Regions from separate parts of the Homo sapiens genome. Here region 1 is linked to region 2. Evidence: chromatin contacts called from ENCODE Hi-C or POLR2A ChIA-PET data. All regions are on one chromosome and are shown on one strand. Each heading gives the region's core, a stretch centred on a gene start or an enhancer-like site at or near the end of the contact. The rest is flanking DNA. Distances are from core to core; before and after follow the strand shown. Region 1 overlaps CFAP92 (cilia and flagella associated protein 92 (putative)). Region 2 has its middle 30 kb from the start of RPN1.

Region 1 (6,065 bases), core at 818-3,317, 290 kb after region 2:
CGCCACTGCACTCCAGCCTGGGCGACAGAGCAAGACTCCATCTCGAAAAAAAAAAAAGAGAGAGGGGACCATGTCCTGGCTTCATTCTGCTGGAAACAGTCATGCCAGGCAGGCCCAAATGGTTGAACTTCTTTTTCCTCTCACAGTAAAATCCAAAGCGGGGCAGGTCCCATGGTACGCTCCCCCAGGAGGATCATGGGTTCCTCCTTGGGACTGTAGGACGAAGGAAGCAGCTAGCAAAGGCGTTCGCTCAAAGCTACTGTGTGCAATAGGTATGCTGGAGGGTCAGGCTGGAGCGTGGGGTGGGGTAAGACCCTCTGAAAGTTTACTCTCTGTCACTGTTGCCTCTCAAGAGGTTCTGATGCTACGAGAAAGTGAAGGTGATCAGGAAGGACAAGCTGTAGGTGAAGTATCATTTTCAAAAAGTCATTTAAAACTGCAAACTGCCAAATGCGGCAGCTCATGCCTGTAATTCTAGAACTCTGAGAGGCTGAAGCAGGAGGATTACTTGTGACCAGGAGTTTGAGACCAGCCTGGGCAACATAGCAAGACCTTGTCTCTACAGAAAATAAAAAAAATAGCCAGGTGTGGTGGTGTGCACCTGTAGTCTTAGCTATGCGGGTGGCAGAGGCGGGAGGCTTGCTTCAGGCTGGAGTGAGCTATGATCATGTCACTTACACTCCAGCCTGGGTGAGAGAGCAAGACCCTATCTCAAAAAAAAAAAAAGTGCAAACTGAAAAGTTAATAGCACTTTCTCAAACTGAATTGACACCAACCCAAGAGCGCGAGAGGAGGATGACGACTGGCACCTGTGGAACTGAACTGGAGGCTCTGACTTACGGGGTTTTTGCCCCCTTCTCTATGAATGCTGGTTCCAGCTCAGAAAAGACCAACGCACGCGCTTCTGCAGAGTAGCCAGGAGAGGGCGCACAAGACACGTGATGGCAAAAAAACGAACAAAGTCTGAATTTTCTCTAAAAAGAAAAAAAAAGGGGGGGAGTTCACCCCATATTACTCTTTTTTGGAACAAAGCAACATAATTTTACCAAAATATATGCTGAGCTTTCAATCATCAAAACATATTGATATAATATTTAGTTATGATTTACCAGTATGTATAAAGTCCAGTTCATAAATTGTGGTAGATCTTATAAAGCAAAATAATTAAATCCCTGTTTGGCCACTGAGCTGTGTGGGATTAGGAAAGTTACTTAACCTCTTTGAGTTCTTTTCCTCACTGAAAAAAATGGTAACTATGATAACCACCACAGCCACCACCACACCACAGGTTGGCTGAGTGGGTCAGAATTTGGTCTGAGAAGTAAGTGATGTGTCACACGGGAAGTGCCTGCACCCAGAGGGGCTCAGTCAAAAAGGGTTCCCTTTCCTCATTCCCTTTACTAGATGTTTTTGTAAAAATCTGTAGGAAAGCATTTATTAAAAGCAGCATCTTCTTAACAAACACAATGATGACATTTAATATTCCCATAGGCTTCCTTGGATTTTGGAATCAAACAGAGCTGGGTTCAAGTCCAGGCTTCACATTTCCTAGCTGTGTGATCTCAGGCAAGGTAGCTACCCTCTCTGGGCCTTTGTTTCCCCCTGTACTATGAAGCCAATTCCCCTGAGTTTCCTGAGGTGGCTGTGAGGATGAAATGAGGTGGCACGCAGCAGGGTTGTCATTAGGAGCATCCGCTTATGGCCGTTCTGGCCACAAGACAAGCAGGAGCTGCTGGGAACAGGGCAAGCAGTGGGTACCGGCAAGGAGCGGCATGACGGCCAGCTGGATGGAGAAAGCGCTCTGCTTCCTGGGGCCTGTCAGCGTGGGGTCTGCCTCTTCTTCTGCCAGGGGCTTCTTATGTCTCCTCTGGATTTTCCTTCTTCCCTCTGAATCTTTCCCTTTAACTGTGAAATCAAACAAAGGAGATGAGCATTAAGAGGAGACTGTATCTGAGCTGCCATATGTGGACCTGAACATGCTACAGAGATTCAGGAAGGTTCTGGAAGCTCCTAGAAGGCAGGGGTTATTCTTTGTGTGACTGCCTCTTCCCAGCAACCAGAAGTGGTGGCTAAATATAGATGGCAGGCCCGTTGCCAGTTATATGTAGTAATAGGGTGAGGGCCTCTCATTCCCCGCCTCTGCTAACTGAGAACACAGACAGAAGAGAACTAAGGTCATCATGACAATGATGCCATAACACACTCAAGGCTCTCTTCCAGTCAGCTCTTAATGTCAGTGCAGGGTGGACGGTGGGCTTTTTTAAGAGACCCTGCTCTTAAACAAACAAAAGCCCACAGTCTGAGCCTCAGTAACCTCACCTGTTATATGAGGGCAACAGCACCTGCCTTCTAGGACACTGAGAAGAGGAAATTAGCAACGCTACATAAAACACTCAGCTCAGTGCCAAGCTCAGACCAGAAGGAAAAGGAGATGAGAACACATATAAATCTACGGTCATCAAGACAAGACCAATGGGACAGACGAGAAAGCCCAGGAACAGACCCAAACACATAGGGGAACCTAACAGATGCCAGAAGTGGCATTTCAAATCAGTGGATAAGTTATATTGATTATCCATATGGGAGCAAATTAAGTTATTGAATTACTTCACGGCATATACAAAATGAATTCCAGACTAAAAGTATAAAACAAAAACTTTAAAATCATCAGAAGAATATCTAGGAGACTATACTGACATCTGGATGAAGGATTTCTTTCTTTTTTTTTTTTGAGACGGAGTTTCACTCTGTTGCCCAGGCTGGAGTGCAATGGCACGATCGAGGCTCATTGCAACCTCTGCCTCCTGGGTTCAAGTGATTCTCCTGCCTTAGACTCCTGAGTAGCTGGGACCACAGGCGCGTGCTACCACGCCCAGCTAATTTTTGTATTTTTAATAGAGATGAGGTTTCACCATGTTGGCCAGGCTGGTCTCGAACTCCTGACCTCAGGTGATCCATCTGCCTTGGCCTCCCAAAGTGCTAGGATTACAGGTGTAAGCCACCGCACCTGGCCTCTTTTTTCTTTTTTTTAAGAGGTGATGTTTCGCCCGAGTGTGGTAACTCACTCCTGTAAACCTGGCACTTTGGGAGGCTGAGGCAAGTGGATCGCCTGAGGTCAGGATTTTGATACTAGCCTGGCCAACATGGTGAAACCCCATCTTTACTAAAAATAAAAAATTAGCCAGGTGTGGTGGCGGGCATCTGTAATCCCAGCTACTTGGGAGGCTGAGGCAGGAGAATCACTTGAACCTGGGAGGCAGAGGTAGCAGTGAGCCCAGATCGCGCCATTGTACTCCAGCCTGGGCTACAAGAGCGAAACTCAGTCCTTGAAAAAAAAAAAAAAAAGATAGAGAGATGATGTTTCACTATGTTGCCAAAGCTGGCTATGAACTCTGGGCTCAAGTGATCATCCCCTCAGTCTTGCAAGTAGCTTGGACTACAGGCGTGCACCAGCATACCCAGCTGAGGAAGGATTTCTTAAACATTCGTGAAAGTATAAACTAGAGAGGAATAGTTAAATAATTGGTGTACAAAACAAGATAACATAAATCAAGTCAAACGATAAGTTATATACCCCTGTCTGTGAGGATTACCATGCATATAACTGGCAATGTACAATTATCCAGATGTAAACACAAAGCTGGCAGATCAGTAAGACAATTTTTTTTAAACTAACAGAAAAATAAGCAAAGATATGAATAGGAAAATCACAGAAGAGTGTGACCAAATAAGCCTATGCAATGCTGCTCAGCCTCACCAGGAGTCAGGAACTAAACCATGCCCGTGCAGACCGGGGAGAACAGCAATCCTCAGGACTGCAAGCAGGGGGGAACAGATGCCGCCTGAGGCCGGGCCCGGTGGCTCACACCTGTAATCCCAGCACTTTGGGAGGCCGAGGCAAGCGGATCACCTGAGGTCGGGAGTTCAAGACCAGCCTGGCCAACATGGAGAAACTCTGTCTCTACTAAAAATACAAAACTAGCCAGGCATGGTAGCACATGCCTGTAACCCCAGCTACTCGGGAGGCTGAGGTAGGAGAATTGCTTGAACCCGGGAGATGGAGGTTGTGGTGAGCCGAGATCGCGCCATTGTACTCCAGCCTAGGCAATAAGAGCAGAACTCTGTCTCAAGAAAAAAAAAAAAAAAAGAGAGAGATGCTGCCTGGAGAGTAAACCACTAGCATCTAGCAATGGGGTCGAGGCTCACAGCCTGTGTCCCAGGGGTCCCACTGGGCCAATGCCGTGGACTCACATGTGTGCCCAGATGCTCACCATGGCAGTGCTGGAGAGCAAGAAATTGGAGACAACTCAGATCCCTGGCACGGGGACTGTGTGCATGCAGGACGGTCCACCCATAACACATGGCAAAATGCTAACACCTAAATTGTGAATATGTAGTTGTTGCATTTTCATGTGAACTTTCCTATCTTTATTTCAAAATAAAAAGAACGGTTTAAAAATCTCATTAAATGCTTAAAGCACATTTTTAAAAAGAGTGACACTTTTAATCCGGAAAAGACAAAAGTCAGGAGTTGAGAGGCATTCACATGTGAAAGTGTGACTTAGTCTTTGTGGACCGTAGGAATAGGAATGAGTTTTCTTCAACTGTGTCTCCAGCACCCAGCAGAGAGCCTGGCTCAAGCAGTCACTTCCCTCTGCAGCCATAGACTGTTGCACTAGAACCAGGCCAGTGTCAGGAAACAACAGATTAACTGATGGAGAGATGAGGAAATGATCTGTAGCAATTATAGCTAAAAGGACGTGAAATGGCCCATCCCAGGAGGCAGCAGTATACCCACTGGCTCTAGATTTTCCCACCTCACACTGGAAACACAACTTCTTAATGAGAAACTGGTGAGGGGATCTAAGCTGAGAATGAGGAAGTTGATTTAGTGGCTTCTGAGGGTTCTGCTCTCTTGACAGTATGTGAATAAGATTACATGCTTCTGCATGAACGGATCCCATAACACAGGATGCTGTGTTCTTCATTCCACCATAAGAGTGAACACTAGGCCAGGCACAGTGGCTCACGCTTGTAATCCCAGCACTTTGGGAGGCTGAGGCAGGCAGATCATTTGAGATCAGGAGTTCAAGACCAGCCTGACCAACATGGTGAAACCCTGTCTCTACTAAAAATACAAAAATTAGCTGGGTGTGGTGGTGGACGCCTGTAATCCCAGCTACTCAGGAGGCTGAGGCAGCAGAATTGTTTGAACCCAAGAGGCAGAGGTTGCAGTGAGCCAAGATTGCGCCATTGCACTCCAGCCTGGGCAATAGAGTGAGGCTCCCTCTCAGAAAAAAAAAGAAGAGAAGGCCAGGCGTGGTGGCTCACGCCTGTAATCCAGCACTTTGGGAGGCCGAGGCGGGCAGATCACGAGGTCAGGAGATCGAGACGATCCTGGCTAACATGGTGAAACCCCGTCTCTAATAAAAACACAAAAAATTAGCCAGGCGTGGTGGCGGGCGCCTGTAGTCCCAGCTATTCGGGAGGCTGAGGCAGAAGAATGGCGTGAACCCGGGAGACAGAGCTTGCAGTGAGCCGAGACTGCACAACTGCACTCCAGCCTGGGTGACAGAGTGAGACTCCATCTCAAAAAAAATAAAATAAAATAAAATAAAAAGAGTAAATACTTTATCTTTCAAGGAGAGTCTTTCCATAAACATGATTCTTTTATGCCTCCCCAACATACCACGTACCTACCCATACCACAACATCTATCACAAAGAATTGTAATTCTTTATTTGAAAGTCTCCATTAGATATTAGAGATTTTCATGTTCCCCATATGCACAACACCATGGGTCAAAAATATTGATGGAATGGAATGGATGATGAGGGTGAGTGAATGACATGAGAAGAAATGGAACAAATGGATGGATGGATGGAGATGGATGGATAGGGATGGATGGATGGATGGATGGATGGATGGATGGATGGATGGATGAATAAATGGAATGGGTGGGTGGACAGATGAATGGATGGGGATGGATGAATGAATGGATGGATGAATAGAGATGGATGGATAGATGGGGATGGACAGATAGATGAATGGATGGATGGGGATGG
Region 2 (6,219 bases), core at 1,967-4,466:
TTGAGATGTGGTGTCACTCTGTCACCCAGGTTGGAGTGCAGTAGTGCGATCTCCACTCACTGCAACCTCTGCCTCTGCAGCTCAAGTGATCCTCCTGCCTCAGCCTCCTGAGTAGCTGGGACTACAGGTGCCTGCCACCACGCCCAGCTCATTTTTGTATTTTTTGTAGAGACAGCGTTTCACCATGTTGCTCAGGCTTGATGTGTCATTTTTCAAAAATCAAGCCAGTCCCCTATTTATGAACAATTAGTTTGCTTCCATGCTTTTGCCATTCAAACAGCCCTCAACTGTACCTCTTTCTACGTTTGTCTGTGCACATGGGGGAATACATATGTAAGATAGTTTCCTTGGCCCTGAAGTGCTTAATCAAAGGATTGGTACAAAGGATTAATGTTACATTAACAGATATGCCAGCTTGCCTCCTCATGGAGTTGTAAAAATGTACACTCCCACTTGTAGGTATCACAGCCTGCTTTCCCCAGCCTTGCAAACAGTGTCCCATCACAAGTCATTCTGAATGCTAGTATAGGACACCAAATCTCTCTTTCCTCCTAACAACCTGGCTAGGCAGCCAGGACAGGGATTCCTATTTACTACACTCTGGTTTTATAGGTAAGTAAACAGATTCCCAAGGATAAGGAACCTACTTTTCCCAACCTCAACCTGAATTTCTGGGATTAATACCTTCTAAGAATAGATATGAATGTGTAGTGTTGTAGCAGTAGCAGTAGTATTTAATAGTAGTAGTAGTAGTGTAGTACCATCATCCCCATTCCCCATTCCTCAAGCTGGAAGCCATTCTTTTCTTCACTTCTGGTGGAGATGGGGACAAAAGCTTTGTTTCTTTTTTTTTTTTTTGAGACGGAGTCTCGCTCTGCCACCCACGTTGGAGTACAGTGGCAGGATCTCGGCTCACTGCAACCTCCACCTCCCGGGTTCAAGCAATTTTCCTGCCTCAGCCTCCAAATTAGCTGGGATTACAGGCCTGCAACACCATGCCCAGTTAATTTTTGTTTTGTTTTGTTTTGTTTTTTGAGACAGAGTCTGGCTCTGTCGCCCAGGCTGGAGTGGAGTAGCACGATCTCAGCTCACTGCAACCTCCATCCCCCTAGTTCAAGCGATTCTCCTGCCTCAGCCTCCTGAGTAACTGGGATTACAGGTATGTGCCACTAAGCACAGCTAATTTTTTTTTTTTTTTTTAGATGGAGTTTTACTCTTGTTGTCCAGGCTGGAGTGCAATGGCGCAATCTCAGCTCACTGCAACCTCCACCTCCTGGGTTCAAGTGATTCTCCTGACTCAGCCTCCTGAGTAGCTGGGATTACAGGCATGCACCACCATGGCCGGCTAATTTTGTATTTTTAGTAGAGATGGGGTTTCTCCATGTTGGCCAGGCTGGTATAAAACTCCTGACCTCAGGTAATCCGCCCGCCTCAGCCTCCCAAAGTGCTGGGATTACAGGTGTGAGCCACTGCTCCCGACCCATTTTTTCTTTTTTCTTTTTTCTTTTTTTGTATTTTTAGTAGAGATGGGGTTTCACCATGTTGGCCAGGCTGGCCTAGAACTTCTGACCTCAATTGATTCTCCCATCTTGCCCTCCCAAAGTGCTGGGATTACAGGTGTGAGCCACTGCACCTGCCCAAGAGCTTTGTTTCTATCCTTTCTAGTCCATTCCCTCATAATTTCTGAGCCCCAATCCTTCCCTTCTTCCAACCCTCTTCTCTTTGTTTTCCTACTAGGCCTGCCTTTGCGAAGTCCCACTGTAGATCATAAGGAGGCTGCAAGAACTGATGAGTGGTCCATTTCCTTGCAACCTCTAGAAGCCGGAATATACTTCAGGCAGGGCCTTGTTACCAGAGACAATGTGTAGCAGTTAAGGCCAGAGCCTTCCACTCCACACCACCCAGGAATTGCTATGGCTGTTCTGTGACCTTGGCCAAGTTACTTCTGCTTTCTTCACTGTCCTTATTTGTCAAATGGGAATGCTAGTACTAATCACCTCACAGAGTTGTAGTAAAAACTGCAGGCTGGTGTAGTGGCTCACATCTGTAATACCAGCACTAAGGGAGGCAGAGGTGCGAAGATAGCCTGAGGCCAGGAGTTGGAGACCAGCCTGGCTAATACAGAGAGAACCCCATCTACACACATGCACCTGTGACTGTAAAGACTACGTGACTGTTGCTACTACATTATTATTATTATTAACAGAGGACACTATTAAGAATCCAGCATTGTAATCTGAATACTCATTTTAATCCTTCCAACGATCCCCCAGATCGTTGTCTCATTTCACGAAAGAAAAGGAGCCTCTAATCCCATCCCTACCAGGGTTTGGCAAAGTGGGCAAGTGAGAGGCTCAACCATGAGCTTCAGTTCCTCCTCTGTAAATGGTAACAATGGCACTGTCACAAAGAGGACCAAGTGAGACCACAGGAGGCCCGTGTGTGTGCGTGTGTGTGTGTATGTGCCAGAGACAGAAAGAGAGAGAGAGACAAAGTTTCACTCTTGCTGCCCAGGCTGGAGTGCAATGGTGCAATCTCAGCTCACCGCAACCTCCACCTCCTGGGTTCAAGCAATTCTCCTGCCTCAGCCTCCTGAGTAGCTGGGATTACAGGCATGCGCCATCATGCCCAGCTAATTTTGTATTTTTAGTAGAGATGGGTGAGTTCTCCATGTTGATGAAGCTGGTCTCGAACTCCCGACCTCAGATGATCCGCCTGCCTCGGCCTCCCAAAGTACTGGGATTACAGGTGTAAGCCACCCAGCCCGGGCTTTTTTTTGGGGGGGGACGAGTGTCCCTCTGTTGCACAGGCTGGAGTGAAGTGGCACGATCTCGGCTCACTGCAACCTCTGCCTCCTGGGTTCAAGCAATTCTCCTGCCTCAGGCTTCCAAGTAGCTGGGACTACAGACGCCACCACGCTGGCTAATTTTTGTATTTTTAGTAGAGACGGGGTTTCGCCATGTTGGCCAGGCTGGTCTCGAACCCCTGACCTCGTGGTCCGCCCGCCTCGGCCTCCCAAAGTGCTGGGATTACATGCTTGAGCCACCCCGCCGGCCGGCCGTTCTTAAACGCACGACTACTTCCCTAGCTTTCCAGCACCAAATCCAGCGGCCCCACCCGGCCACGCCCCCACGCCAGGCCATGACCCCCATATGGCTCACTGCGCAAGCTCACACCCAGTCCCAGGAAGCGAGCCCCACGTCGCCCCAGCTCTGCATTCACAGCCGCCAAGCGGTCCCGGAAGCCGAATGCCGGATAGGTCAAAGACAGCGCCGCTGCTCCGGCACTGCCGCCAGAGGGCGCGGAGTCGCCGTGTTGGCCTGCACCTCCCTTGTCACGTCAGCCGAACGGCTACGGCAATGGAGGATTTTGCCGTATGCGACGACAGGATGACTGCTTCCCCTGAAGCTTCACCAAACACGGAGAGGCTTTCCTGTCCCTGGGAGACGCGGTGATGTGACGCAGCGGTTGCAGCGAAGGTTTCTTGTAAAAGATGGCCGCTGCGGAGTTGCTAGGTGTCTCCTGGCAGGCGGCGGCCGCACCACAAGATGGCGGCCCGCCCCAGGGTCCCACACGCGGGGCTGCGGAGGCGGCGGCCCCGAGGGTCCCCGCCCCTTGCTGGCCCTGTCCCCGCGTGCGGGGCTGCGACCTGCCTTTGTGTGCGGGTGGAAGTGCGGGCCGCCTTGGGGCCGAGTTGCAACTTCGCGACACTCCACTGGAGTGCGATGAGACGATGAGATGTTACCTCCTAACACTTCGGGAGGTGGGCAGCATGGCAATTCCTAGTAACCTCAACGCGATTCACTCAGACTTCCTTTTTCCCATCCTGAGCCGCAAAACCAGGAACTGGTGAAATAAATCAGGCCATCTTTCAGAGGAATGGCCTGCCACCGTTAAAAAGAGCAAAGCTGCAGTTTATGTACTAATGTGGAACCAGCTCTGAGATAAATTAAGTGAAAGAAAGCAAAGCACAGGAAAATGTGTATAGATATGCCTTTGTGTTTTTAAACAAGAAGACCCACATAAATGAAGATATGAATGTGTAAGCATAGTATAGCGGTAATGGTAATAGCGATCGCCCAGCCTAAGGAAGGGAATGGAGAGATACGGAACAAGGATGGGAGGAGACAGTTTTCATCTAAGACCGTTGGGTTTTCTGAGCTTTGTACCATGGACAGGTGTTAATTTTAAATTTTTTGTAAATATTTAAATTATGGCTTAAAGACAAGTTCTTTTGTAAGGGTATAAGGGCAGACTAGCACATAGAAAAAAAAAGACTTTTTTAACCTGGAACCAAGACATTTGATAAACATTCATGAAACTCAATTTTCAAGGATAAAAATTTCAAGGTCAATACTGTAGTACTTACAGCAAAGAATGCCAATCATTGTGACAGCCTGAGCCCTCTTGAAAGCTAGTTTTTGTTGGCGGGGGGTCAGAAAATTTGGCCTGGGAAGCAGGAGGCACTCGACCTATTTGCTGATGCTGAATGCCTTTCTACTGTAAGCATACATAGTCTCAATGGCTTCTTCTGATTTTGGTATATCTTAGGCTTTTCGGGTTAATATCGAAAACAGTGGCAACATTGAGAGTTTGAGCCAAGTTCTGCCTTAGAATCATCCAGAAAGGTGTTTCCACTGCCTGAAAAATAAGTAGTAGCAGTTTCAGAATTGGCATTGAGTTTGGAAATCGCCTATTTGAACTTGAAAGAAGTGTTAGTCCTCCATCCTAAAGCAACAACCATACTGAGCCTTTACTAGTGTGCCAGGCACTGGAGAAGAGGGTATTCTTTTTTTTTTTTTTTTTTTTTTTTTCCTGAGACGGAGTTTCACTCTTGTTGCCCAGGCTGGAGTGCAATGGTGCGATCTCGGCTCACTGCAACGTCTGTCTCCTGGGTTCAAGTGATTCTCCTGCTTCAACCTCCCAAGTATCTGGGATTACAGGTGCATGCCACCACACCCAGCTAATTTTTTTTTTTTTGAGATGGAGTCTTGCTCTGTTGCCCAGGCTGGAGTGTAGTGGCATAATCATGGCTCACTGCAACCTCCATCTCCCAGGTTCAAGCGATTCTTCTGCCTCAGCCTCCCTAGTAGCTAGGACTACAGGCACGTGCCACCACGCCCAGCTAATTTTTGTATTTTTAGGGAGATGGGGTCTCATCATATTGGCCAGGCTGGTCTCGAACTCCTGACCTCGTGATCCGCCCACCTCGGCCTCCCAAAGTGCTGGGATTACAGGCGTGAGCCACTGCACCTGGCCACACCCCGCTAATTTTTGTATTTTATTTATTTATTTATTTTGAGATAGAGTTTTGCTCTTGTTGCTCAGGCTGGAGTGCAATGGCACGATCTCGGCTCACTACAACCTCTGCCTCCCAGGTTCAAGCGATTCTCTTGCCACACCTTCTCGAGTAGCTGGGATTACAGGCGTGTGCCACCATGCCTGGCTAATTTTGTATTTTTAGTAGAGACGCGGTTTCGCCACGTTGGCCAGGCTGGTCTGGAATTCCTGATCTCAGGTGATCCGCCCCCCTCGGCCTCCCCAAGTGCTGGGATTACAGGTGTGAGCCACTTCGCCAGGCCAAGAGGGCATTCTTACATGGGATAATTACACATAGCACTCTGGGTTGTTGAAGGCATTAAATATGCTAATAAAAGTTTAGCCAAGTTACCTACCTGTACTAAATGCTCAGTAAATATTAGCTATAATTGTTTCAGGGAATCCCTCAGTTGCTTGATAAAGTACATTTTTGCCTCTGAGACTTTTTGAGGACTTAAAAATATGCTAGTTCTGTAGAGCTCTTACTATTTTCATCATCTTAGAGGCCACGTGGAAAGAATTTAGATTCTTATTGTGGAGCCTACAGTAAGTTAATTAACCTTTCTTTTTTTTCCTTTTTCTTTTTGTGTGTGTGTGTGTGTGTGTGTGTGGTGTGTGTGTGTGTGTGTGTGTGTTGAGACAGAGTCTCACTCTGTCACCCAGGCTGGAGTGCAGTGGCTCAATCTTGGCTCACTGCAACCTCTGCCTCCTGGGTTGGAGCAATTCTCTTGCCTCAGCCTCCTGAATAGCTAGGATTACAGGTATGCACCACCAAACCAAGCTAATTTTTGTATGTTTAATAGAGATGGGGTTTCACCATGTCGGCCAGGCTGGTCTTGAACTCCTGACCTCAGGTGATCCACCTATCTTGGCCTCCCAGAGTGCTGGGATTACAGGCGT

Evidence for each region. Hi-C counts contacts between places; a loop is a spot of excess contacts on that map. ChIA-PET counts read pairs that join two places held with the same protein, here RNA polymerase II (POLR2A). Pooled maps may share reads with other maps.
Region 1: a loop to region 2 is called in a pooled map, with 4 times the contacts of the local background. The contact joins two enhancer-like sites. A Hi-C loop is called at or near these places in 3 of 50 pooled maps. POLR2A ChIA-PET finds 5 or more read pairs at or near these places in 5 of 52 experiments (GM12878, PC-9, Panc1 and 2 more).

What each region holds. Positions count from the first base shown.
Region 1 is chr3:128,969,529-128,975,593 of GRCh38, forward strand. CFAP92 (cilia and flagella associated protein 92 (putative)) reads right to left here. Exons shown (of 16, transcript NM_001394090.1): 8 at 1,759-1,905. Among named protein-coding and RNA genes, the nearest start is that of CFAP92, 22 kb to the right of the region's middle. Within about 2 kb of position 2,068, at least 2 of the 41 ENCODE cell types and tissues checked have a DNase peak (open chromatin) inside an H3K27ac peak, as active enhancers do.
Region 2 is chr3:128,677,580-128,683,798 of GRCh38, forward strand. No RefSeq gene overlaps it. Among named protein-coding and RNA genes, the nearest start is that of RPN1, 30 kb to the left of the region's middle. RefSeq lists enhancers at 2,941-3,633, 3,108-3,237, 3,348-3,517 and a silencer at 3,578-3,797. Within about 2 kb of position 3,217, at least 40 of the 41 ENCODE cell types and tissues checked have a DNase peak (open chromatin) inside an H3K27ac peak, as active enhancers do.